2 separate regions of the Mus musculus genome follow, and region 1 is linked to region 2. A link is a contact called in ENCODE Hi-C or POLR2A ChIA-PET data. All regions are on one chromosome and are shown on one strand. The core of a region is the stretch at or near the end of the contact, and the rest is flanking DNA. Distances in the headings are between cores, read along the strand shown. Region 1 holds the start of Fbxl19 (F-box and leucine-rich repeat protein 19). Region 2 holds the start of Bcl7c (B cell CLL/lymphoma 7C).

Evidence for each region. A loop is a pair of places that touch in the nucleus more often than their neighbours do. ChIA-PET counts read pairs that join two places held with the same protein, here RNA polymerase II (POLR2A).
Region 1: a loop to region 2 is called in a map of left cerebral cortex, with 7 times the contacts of the local background. The contact joins the promoter of Fbxl19 here to the promoter of Bcl7c in region 2. A Hi-C loop is called at or near these places in 10 of 37 maps with a recorded cell type or tissue (adrenal gland, gastrocnemius, heart and 2 more). POLR2A ChIA-PET finds 5 or more read pairs at or near these places in 4 of 5 experiments (Patski and embryonic stem cell).

What each region holds. Positions count from the first base shown.
Region 1 is chr7:127,744,570-127,749,211 of GRCm38, forward strand. Fbxl19 (F-box and leucine-rich repeat protein 19) reads left to right here and starts at 2,206. Exons shown (of 11, transcript NM_172748.2): 1 at 2,206-2,568; 2 at 3,681-3,881. The coding sequence starts at 3,705.
Region 2 is chr7:127,707,328-127,711,508 of GRCm38, forward strand. It overlaps Bcl7c (B cell CLL/lymphoma 7C), which reads right to left and starts at 1,439. Exons shown (of 6, transcript NM_009746.2): 1 at 1,109-1,439; 2 at 553-631; 3 at 106-214; 4 at 1-10. The coding sequence starts at 1,200. It overlaps Mir762 (microRNA 762), which reads left to right and starts at 1,160; the gene lies at 1,160-1,235.

The DNA of each region.
Region 1 (4,642 bases), core at 956-3,455, 38 kb after region 2:
CAGATGAGGACTGAAGAGGGAGGGGTGGGGGTTAAGATGGGGGTAGCCTACTCGTCAATTTTCTTTTCGCAGAAGCTAACTGTCCGGCATGATGGATTCCTGGGCTTCCAAAACGGCTGGGCTGAAAGGGAGCTCGAAAAAATAACTGCAGCCACACGCCCCGTGCCAGAACTGGTTACTTTCTTGAATACTTTTAACGCTAATTCAGCGTGGAGGTGAGTATTAATCATAACCCCTTTCGGGTAAGAAACTTAGGTCTGATGACTTCCTACGGTGGAAAGGAGATTTTGTATATTCCAAGGTCGTCTTCCTTTGGTTCGCACCACGTGTAAGGTATTAATTTGCAAAGGTTTAAGATAGGAAGCATCGTGTGCGAGACGTCCAGTCTTTATAAGGAACAACAGCGTGGGTATACTTTTCGGAGAGAACCACGCCTCCCTTGTCGCGACAATATTGGTTATGGTTTGCGTTCTTTTAAAATATGAAATCTTCACGATCCGAAAAGGCGGACATTCTATATTCCCAGGTCACTCCGATGTTTCTCTCTCCCGCACTGATTCCCACAGGTGACATCAATTCTCCGCCACTGGAGAATGAAAACTTGGGACTACATTTCCCTGCAAGCCCTTTAGAAAAGGAGGCCAAGAGCAAAGAGACTTTCCGTTTCCGTCCGCTAGCAATTTGGCGTGTTCACGGTGATACATATTTCAACAGTAGCGTCCTTTCTCTGTACAACTAAAGCAGAGACTACATAACCCACCAGGTACCGGCACCGAGGGGCAAGCGACTAGGTTGCCATCTCTGTAGTAGTCCTCTCCTACACATCCGCCGAGAATAGTATTAGCGGTTGGACTACAAATCCCATAGCATCATGTGCTCCTTCACCCTCCATCTTTGTGGTAGTCCCCGCCCCGCTCACTTCCATTGTCTCGACAGAAGATAAAGAGGGGAGCGAGGAAGACTACAATTCCCGTCTGGCTTTGCATCATCGAGTGCGGGATTTTGATAGTTCAGGCGGGCGAGGAGCTCCAAGTGGTAGAATGAAGCAGCCAGGAAAGGTTAGGTATCCTGCCATCTTTACGGTAGTCTCTTTATCCTCCCGGTTCTGGCATTCTTAAAGGAACATAGGAAGGCTAGAAAACTACTATTCCCATCCCACTTCATAAGATCGACTTATTAGGTGTACGCCCCTCGATCGCCATCTTGCTTGTAGTCCTCGTTTCTTTTCACCTTTCCATTGTTCCTGATGAGTAGAAATGGCAGCGGGAAGGCAGCAGCTGGACTGCGACTCCCGTCAGGTACCACACGCGCGGAGGGTTGTGGACCAGAGGGCGTGTGAGTGCCTGGAAAGGAGGTCGGGTCGGGGGAAAAGGCCATCTTGCTTGTAGTCATTCTTCCCGCTCCTTCTCTATGTCCTGCTACGGGGAGTCTCGGGTCAACTGGACTATAATTCCCGCCATGCTCGGCTTCCAGCGTGGCATCCTTCTCGCCATCGTATTTGTAGTACCGGCTGGCCCTTGTGTCCCACTTTTCCCACGATAGTGCTAGAATTTGGAGAACTACAACTCCCGTCGTGCTTTGCACGCGCTCGTCCTGGAAAGTAAAGGTGGTGAAGGAAGGAGGGAGAAGGGGGCGGGGTTCCTCTGGGAGAAGGAGGGAGTAAAAAGGAGGAGGAGGTGGGAAGAAGGGAGGGAAGAGGGAGGAGAGGAGGAAGGAGGAAGGAGCTGAGGAGGGATGAGAGCGGCGACCTGGGCCCAGGGCCGAAGCAGCGCGAGGCTAGGGGAGTAGGGGTGCTAAGACATCCCAACTGCCCCCACCCCCTTCCTGCCTCTGCCCCATCCTTTCCTTATACCCTCCCATTTTAGGAGTGGATTTATTCAAATTTTATTTAAATCTTTATATCTTGAGGGTCGCGCGTTTGAAGGGGGGAGGGCGGGGGCGCGTGCAGGCTGGGGGGGGCGGGGCCGGAGCAGCTTCCTTCACCCCCCTCTGCGCGCCCTGTCTCTGTAGGTCAGGGGGCCGCAGTACAGGGGCGGACCCAGGGGAGGGGGGCAGGTTGCAGCGACCCCCCCCTCCCCGGGAACCGGCGGTGGGCGGGGTTTGAACCCCGGAAACGGTGGGGGGCCCCTGGTCTTTCCCTGGACCCCTGGGCAGTTGGAGCTGGGAAGGGGCCAGTTAAGGGTCGGGGGCTTTGGGGAAAGGTGGGGGTGGGGAGCTGAGACTCATACCCGGGACTGAGTGGGGCCCGGGCAAAAGCTGAGCACCCTGCGCCCGAGGAGCCCCCGTTGGCCTGGGGGGGCTGAGGGACTGAGCCCCCCAGAGCAGGACCTCCCCCTGGAAGGGCCGCGCCGCAGCCCGTGGGAGGGCCTCGCCCCCGGCGCTCCCCATCTCCACTCGCTGCTGTCCCGGCCTCCGCCGGAGGGAGGGGCCGAGCGCCCTCGGGGGGCCGTGGACCCCGGCGTTCTGAGCGTTCAGCGCCCCGCGCCGCCCGGCCCCCCCGCCGCCGATGGCCGCCGACCCGCCGGGAGCTGCCGAGAAGGGAGAGATGGCTCCCGGGACACGTGTGAGGTGGGTTCATGCGGCTCCTCCTCACCCCCAGACCTGGGCAGCTCCCACTCCCATTCATCCTCAGCCTGGCCTCTCCCTTCCTTCCCCGCCCCCAGCCTCACCCTCCCTTTGCTCCAAACTCCTTCTCCAACCTTCTCTCCTATAACCTCCAACCCCAGGGAAGTGGCCTTCCTTCCCCGACCCTGCTGCCCCTTGCAGACCTCCCCCTCCACCCCGCCTCCAGTCGCCGCCCTCTAGGCCCCTCCCCCGGAGTGCTGGAGGGCCCCATACCCTGTGGATGGTCTGGAAGTCCTTGGAAAGGGAGAAGCCTGGGGGAAGCAGGTCTAAGACTGATTGGGAAGAGACCCCCCCAGGCTTGCTGAGTCCATGTGGGATTTCAGAGGATCTGGTTTCCAGGGGCAGGAGAGCCCCAGGGATTCCAGACAATTAGGGATGAAAAGCAGGCTGGTAAGATGTGAATGGGGGCGGGAAGACCTAAAGCCGAGCCCACCTTGAATTTTGTTGAGATGTTAGGGCAACTTGTAGAATCCTAGGGAGTCTGGGAGATTACCCAGATTGCCTGAGGGATCCTATTGGATAATTTGGAGCCCCCAAGGACTTGTGTGTGGGCTGAGAGGGGACACTAAGCATTTCAGGGGTGTCAGCCCGGGGAAGTGGAGAGCACACACTGGGTCACTAGAAATGGAGTGGGTCTGGCTAGAGTACCAAGGTTTGAAAGGTTTGGATGACTAAGTACCCACGTGAGAGAAGGGAGAGGGGAAAGAGTGTGGTGCATGCCCCTGGAATCTGGAGGTAAATCAGTGAGGGAATGGGGGGTGTGGGTAACAACAGGTATGAGTTGAAGCTCCCTCAGGTAATGCTACAGATCTGAAGCCTTTTCCAGGAACCTGGGCTTGGGATGTTAGAGGAGGGGCCTCAGTGTCCCTCCTTCCAGCAGGCGGGAGGTCTTGAGGGAGTGGCCCTCTGCTCAGGACACACACTAAAAGGCTGACCTTCTCTGAGGGTAGAAACAGAAGCTCTGCCCCCATCAGAGGTGTAGTGAGCTTGCGGCCAGGAGACTCTCAGGCCAGGCTTTGCAGGCCTCTCTGACCTTACCAACCATCTGCCTACAGCCCTCGGCGTTGCTGACGCCCCCAATGTCGTCGAGCAGCCGGGGACCGGGGGCCGGAGCGCGCCGACGCCGAACCCGCTGCCGTCGTTGCCGGGCCTGTGTGCGAACTGAGTGCGGGGACTGCCATTTCTGCCGAGACATGAAGAAGTTCGGGGGGCCCGGGCGCATGAAGCAGTCGTGCCTGCTTCGGCAGTGCACCGCGGTGAGTCTTGAGCCCCATGCCTGGGGTATGTGGAACCTCAGGCCTATTTGCCCAGAGCACCATCAGTAGTAGTACGGGGCCTGAGCATTCTCTGGGTGTCCAGCAGCAGCAGCTTCCCCGGGGTCCCTTAGGGGTGCTGCTCATACACTCACTTCTGCATTTCTTCACTGACTTGCTTAAATGTTTGATTTTTGTCTTTGTCGAAAAGTGGGCTACACAGAAGAGTCAGCCTCAGGTCTGTAGAGAGTTCGGCCCCTGCCGTATGCCCCTGCCCCCAGGTATCTGTGTTCAGGGGACCCAGCTCTACCATGGGAGAAAGCTTTTGCCTTTCTCAGGTCTTTCACACACCTTCAGGTGTCTTGAAATTGAGGCCAGGACCCCCGTCTTGTGACCTTGAGCAAGTCACTCTGAACTTCAAGTACCTTCCCTGTAAAATGTTTCTTTTGCTTCGTAGCAAAGATTAGATAGTAGTGTGCCATGAATGTCCTATTGAAAGGCCCAGCTCCGGAGTTATCTGGGAAACGTAGGTTCTCTTCTGCCTCCCTCATCCTTTCAGCAGCCTGGGGCACCAGGATGGCCTTTCCCCAGCAGCCCGCCTCTCCTCCTCCTCCAGCCACTCTTCCTGGTTGCACTTTCACCCCTCAGCCCTTCCCCTTCCTTTGTCCCCCAGCGCCTTGCCTCACCTCACCTTCTGATACTTTTCCCTTGATCTAGATCCCTGGCTGTCAGCATCCCTGATATGATTCAGTCCTACCATTGTC
Region 2 (4,181 bases), core at 189-2,688:
CTGTTCTCATCTGATGAAGCAAAAGCCGCGCGTTAATTAGCCAGAGATCCCCAGGGGATTCCTTCAGTCCCCCCCACCCAACTCCATTCCAGAATCTCTACATACCATTGAGATCCAGTAGGATGAGGGGGCCTCCCCCTCTGGGACTGGTGCCCCTACCACGTCTCTCCCGGCCACGGGATCTCTCTGCCCCGCCTCCTGCCCGCCGCCTCTCCTGGGGGTTAGAGAGGTAAGATCAGAGCTAGTTGTCTAGGGAGCTCTTACAAAGCCCTTCAATACGAATAAGGAAACCTAGGCTCAGAGAAGCGAAAGGTGCTGCATCAGGTTGTGTAGATTGAGTTAGGCCTTGAACTTGGAGAAAGTGTGTGTGTGTGTGTGTGTGTGTGTGTGTGTGTGTGTGTAAGTGCGCTCGCGCCCCCTAATAATCGTTACCATCTGCCTGGGCTCCACACTGGAGTCTCCAAGCCGACTGAAGGTGGAGGCCAAGGCTGGGAGGGAAATTGCTTGAGGCTGCACAGATGCAAGGCCTGTTGGGGGTTGGGGCTTGCTCACCTCCTCCTGGGGATCCACCACAGGCACCCACTTGAAGATTCGAAGGGAAGTGTCTCCCACAGTCACCCAGCGCTTCTCCCTGTGGGAGGTCAGGAGACTGGATCAGGGAGGCCCAAGGATGAGCCCCACAGACTGGAGGTCAGGGAGGTGTGCTAGGGTAGGGACAGCTTCGCTAACACTGGCACAGAAGCAGAAAGAGCCCTCAAACCCCAGGGCAAAGCAGAAACGGATATAACTTGGAGCTGCGGTTTTGCAGACACCTGGGGCACTCAGCAGGGCGCCACCAAGGCCTGGCCAGGGACTCTGGCAATGAAGACCCGGGGCCAAGCTTGCTAGAGTGTCAAAAGCTTCAGGGGGCGGGGCATAGATGAGGGCTCCCGCTCAGGGAAAGCACCACTCCGGACCACGCTTTGTAGACCTCTGGGAATTGCCGGGGAAAGGGGGCGCCCTGTCGATTCAGAGCACAGCTGGTGGGCGGGGGCAGCGGGCCAGGAAAGGGCGGACGCGTTTGGAGGAGGTGGCTTGGCTGTATCCCTGGCCCGGGGGCAGCGCTCACCATCTCCGGACCTTCTCGATGGTCGCCATCACCTTCTTGATGTCATCTTTGGCCCGGCTCCGGGTCTCGGCCCGCACGGTCCGGCCGGCCATGCTGGCGGGGCTGGGGCCGGGACAGAGCCCGTGGCGGGGCGGCCTGTGGTCCGGCGATCTCAGGCTGAGCGCCAGGCCCCAGCGCCGCTCTTTCGGCCTGCCGTCCCTCCGGGAGTTGGCCGCGCCCTCCCTCGCTCCCCAACGCCTCCGCGCGTCCCCGCCTGGCTTCCTAAGACCGCGCCCCGCCCCGGCCCGTCCCCGGAGCGGCCCGGGCGGCGCGGGCTGCTAGAGCCCCGGCCTGGAAGCCCGGCCAGCCCCGCCCCGGCCCGGGCCCGCCCCTCGGGGCGCACGGACGCACAGCGCCCTCTGCCAGCCACGGAGAGGGAGAGCTGGGGGGCAGCTGTGCGGCTGGACGCGCGCGGCCCGAGCGAGGCGGTGCGTTCCGGCCACGTGGGCTCAGGGGTGCGCGAGAGGGACTGTCCTGGTGTGCGTCCGCGGCGGGTGGGCGTCCCTGAAATGCTCTGTGCGCGCGTCTGCCCTCTCCAGGCTGTTTGATTCTACGCTGCCCAACTTAATTTGTTCATTCATTCATTGAACAGTCCCATGAACAGTGCCAAGTACGCGCCAGACGCTGCGAGTGGAGAGCGGGCCTCCTCAGCCAGAATGGCGGGAATGAGAAAGACCATGTAGATGGGGTAGCAGAGCAACTTGGCATTCCTTGAATCAGGTTGTGTAATTGGTAGAGATACTTTGGAAAACTGATAGTCTTCCAGTGAAAAACTTATACCAACCCCGTTTTCCAACACTTTCCACTCCCAAGCTATCAACACTCAACAGAAGAAATGTGTGCTTGCCTAGTTTTTTGTCAGCCTGACATAAACTAGGTCAGCTGGGATGAGGGAACCTTGGTGGAGAAAGGGCCTCAATCAAGATGCCCTATGGGTAAGTCTGTGGGGCCATTTTCTTGATGGTAGTTGATGTGGCAGAGCCCACACCACTGAGGGCAGTGCCACCTCTGAACACTCTAAGAAAGCAGGCTGGACAAGCTTTGGGGAGTAAGTCAGCAAGCAGTATTCCTCCAAGGTCTCTGTTTCAGTCCCTGCCTCCAGGTTCCTGCTTTAAGTTCCTTCCCTGACTTCATAACGGACTATCACTGCAAGCTGAACTACATTCTTCCCTCCACGAGGTGCTTTTGGTCATGGTGTTTATTACATCACTAGAAACCTCACTAGGACAAAATGTGGTGTCTGTATGAACACCAAGATATGAATACTGGAAAGTTTGGGACTCTTTTCACAGTAGCAACAACCTGGAAACAACACAAAGAATGGAATGGAAGGGGCTGGCGAGATGGCTTAGTGGGTAAGAGCACTGACTGCTCTTCCAAAGGTCCTGAGTTCAAATCCCAGCAACCACATGGTGGCTCACAATCACCCATAATGAGATCTGACGGCCTCTTTTGTTGTGTCTGAAGACAGCTATAACAATAAATCTTTATAAAAAAAAAAAAAGAATGGAATGGAAAAGCAATTACAACCTATTTCTACCATGGACACGGACAGAACAGCCAGAATCACCAGAGTCCAGCTATGTGCAACAGTGAAGAGAGATCTTGGATGAAAGAAGTCAGATGTGACAGCATGCATTAGAATAATAATTAGAATAATTAGAATTATATACATACATACCTACATATAATTCTATATATAACAGAAAACAAATACATTTTGGGGGGGGGGTCTGGACAGTGATCACTATTGGGACTACCAAGCAAAAGAAGGGGTTTCTGGGACCCGCTTGTCACACTGGTCTTAAGTCTGTCAAGATGTACATTTAATACTTGTGTAATATTTCTTGTGTCTATTATAGTTCAGCTAAAGGTTTACTTAAAATGGATGCTGTCAAGATGTCTCAGTGAATAAGGCATTTGCCACAAAGCCTGATGACCCAAGCTCAAAAATTGGGAGCCCATGTGATAGAAGAGGGAACCCACTCCTGACAGCTCTCAGACCTCCACACCTCTTACACATCATACACAGGCAAAATAAATGAGAGACGTTTTGGTTTTTCCTTTAAAAGAAAAAAGGCCAGATGTGGTGGCTCACACTTTAATCCCAGCACCCAGGAGGCAGAGGCAGACAGATCTCTACATGTTTGAGGTCAGCCTGGTCCAATAATGAGATACATAGTAAGACCCAATCTCAAGAAGAAAGAAAGAAAGCGGGGGCTGGAGACGACGACGTGGCTTCCTGGTTAAAAGCTCTTACTGCTTTCCCAGAGAATAGTAGTTTGGTTCCCAGCACCCATGTCGCACTGCCTGTAAATCCCCTCCAGGGGAGTCCATGCCTTCTTGTCTCCTCCAGCACCCACTCAGACGCACACATGGCCCCGACACACACTCAAATGAAAGGGAAGAAGATGAGAGTGTCTCGCATGATTTTTATTTGAAGCTGCGCTGTCACTAGATAGGACGAGTCTGCTGTGCTATGTGTGTGAGGGGTGTCTGTGACGTTTTGGTGTGACCATGTCCACCATGACTGGCAGCGTTTCCAAACGGTAAGAAGTAAAATCTCTGCTTGTCACACCTGCGTGACCGTGGGCAAGTCATTTGTCTCATTGCCTCCTCTATTATGGAATGAGTTAATGTGTATATACAAGCATTCAGGATAGTGCTTGGCACACATGAATACCCAATACATACTGCTGGTTAGTGTGTGTGTGTGGCCACTGCTGACATTGTGGCCTCACCATTCACCTATGGTGTGCTCTGCCAGTGAACTTTGTTCTGACAGTCTGCTTGTGTTAACCCTCTCACGCAGGCTTTTCCAGTTTCCTTTCTCACAAGCTCCACTCAAGTGGAAACTTCTGGTTTGGAAAGTCAGTTATATCAAATGATAGTTTGCTGGGGCACACAGGTGAAAGGATGTCTTGTTAAGCAGACACATGAAAGAATGTTGTCCTGAAGCAGACACAGGTGAAAGGTCCCATGATGAAGGAGTAGAAATGTGACCCCAGGGTCAGTGGGACACTGAGCATTGGTG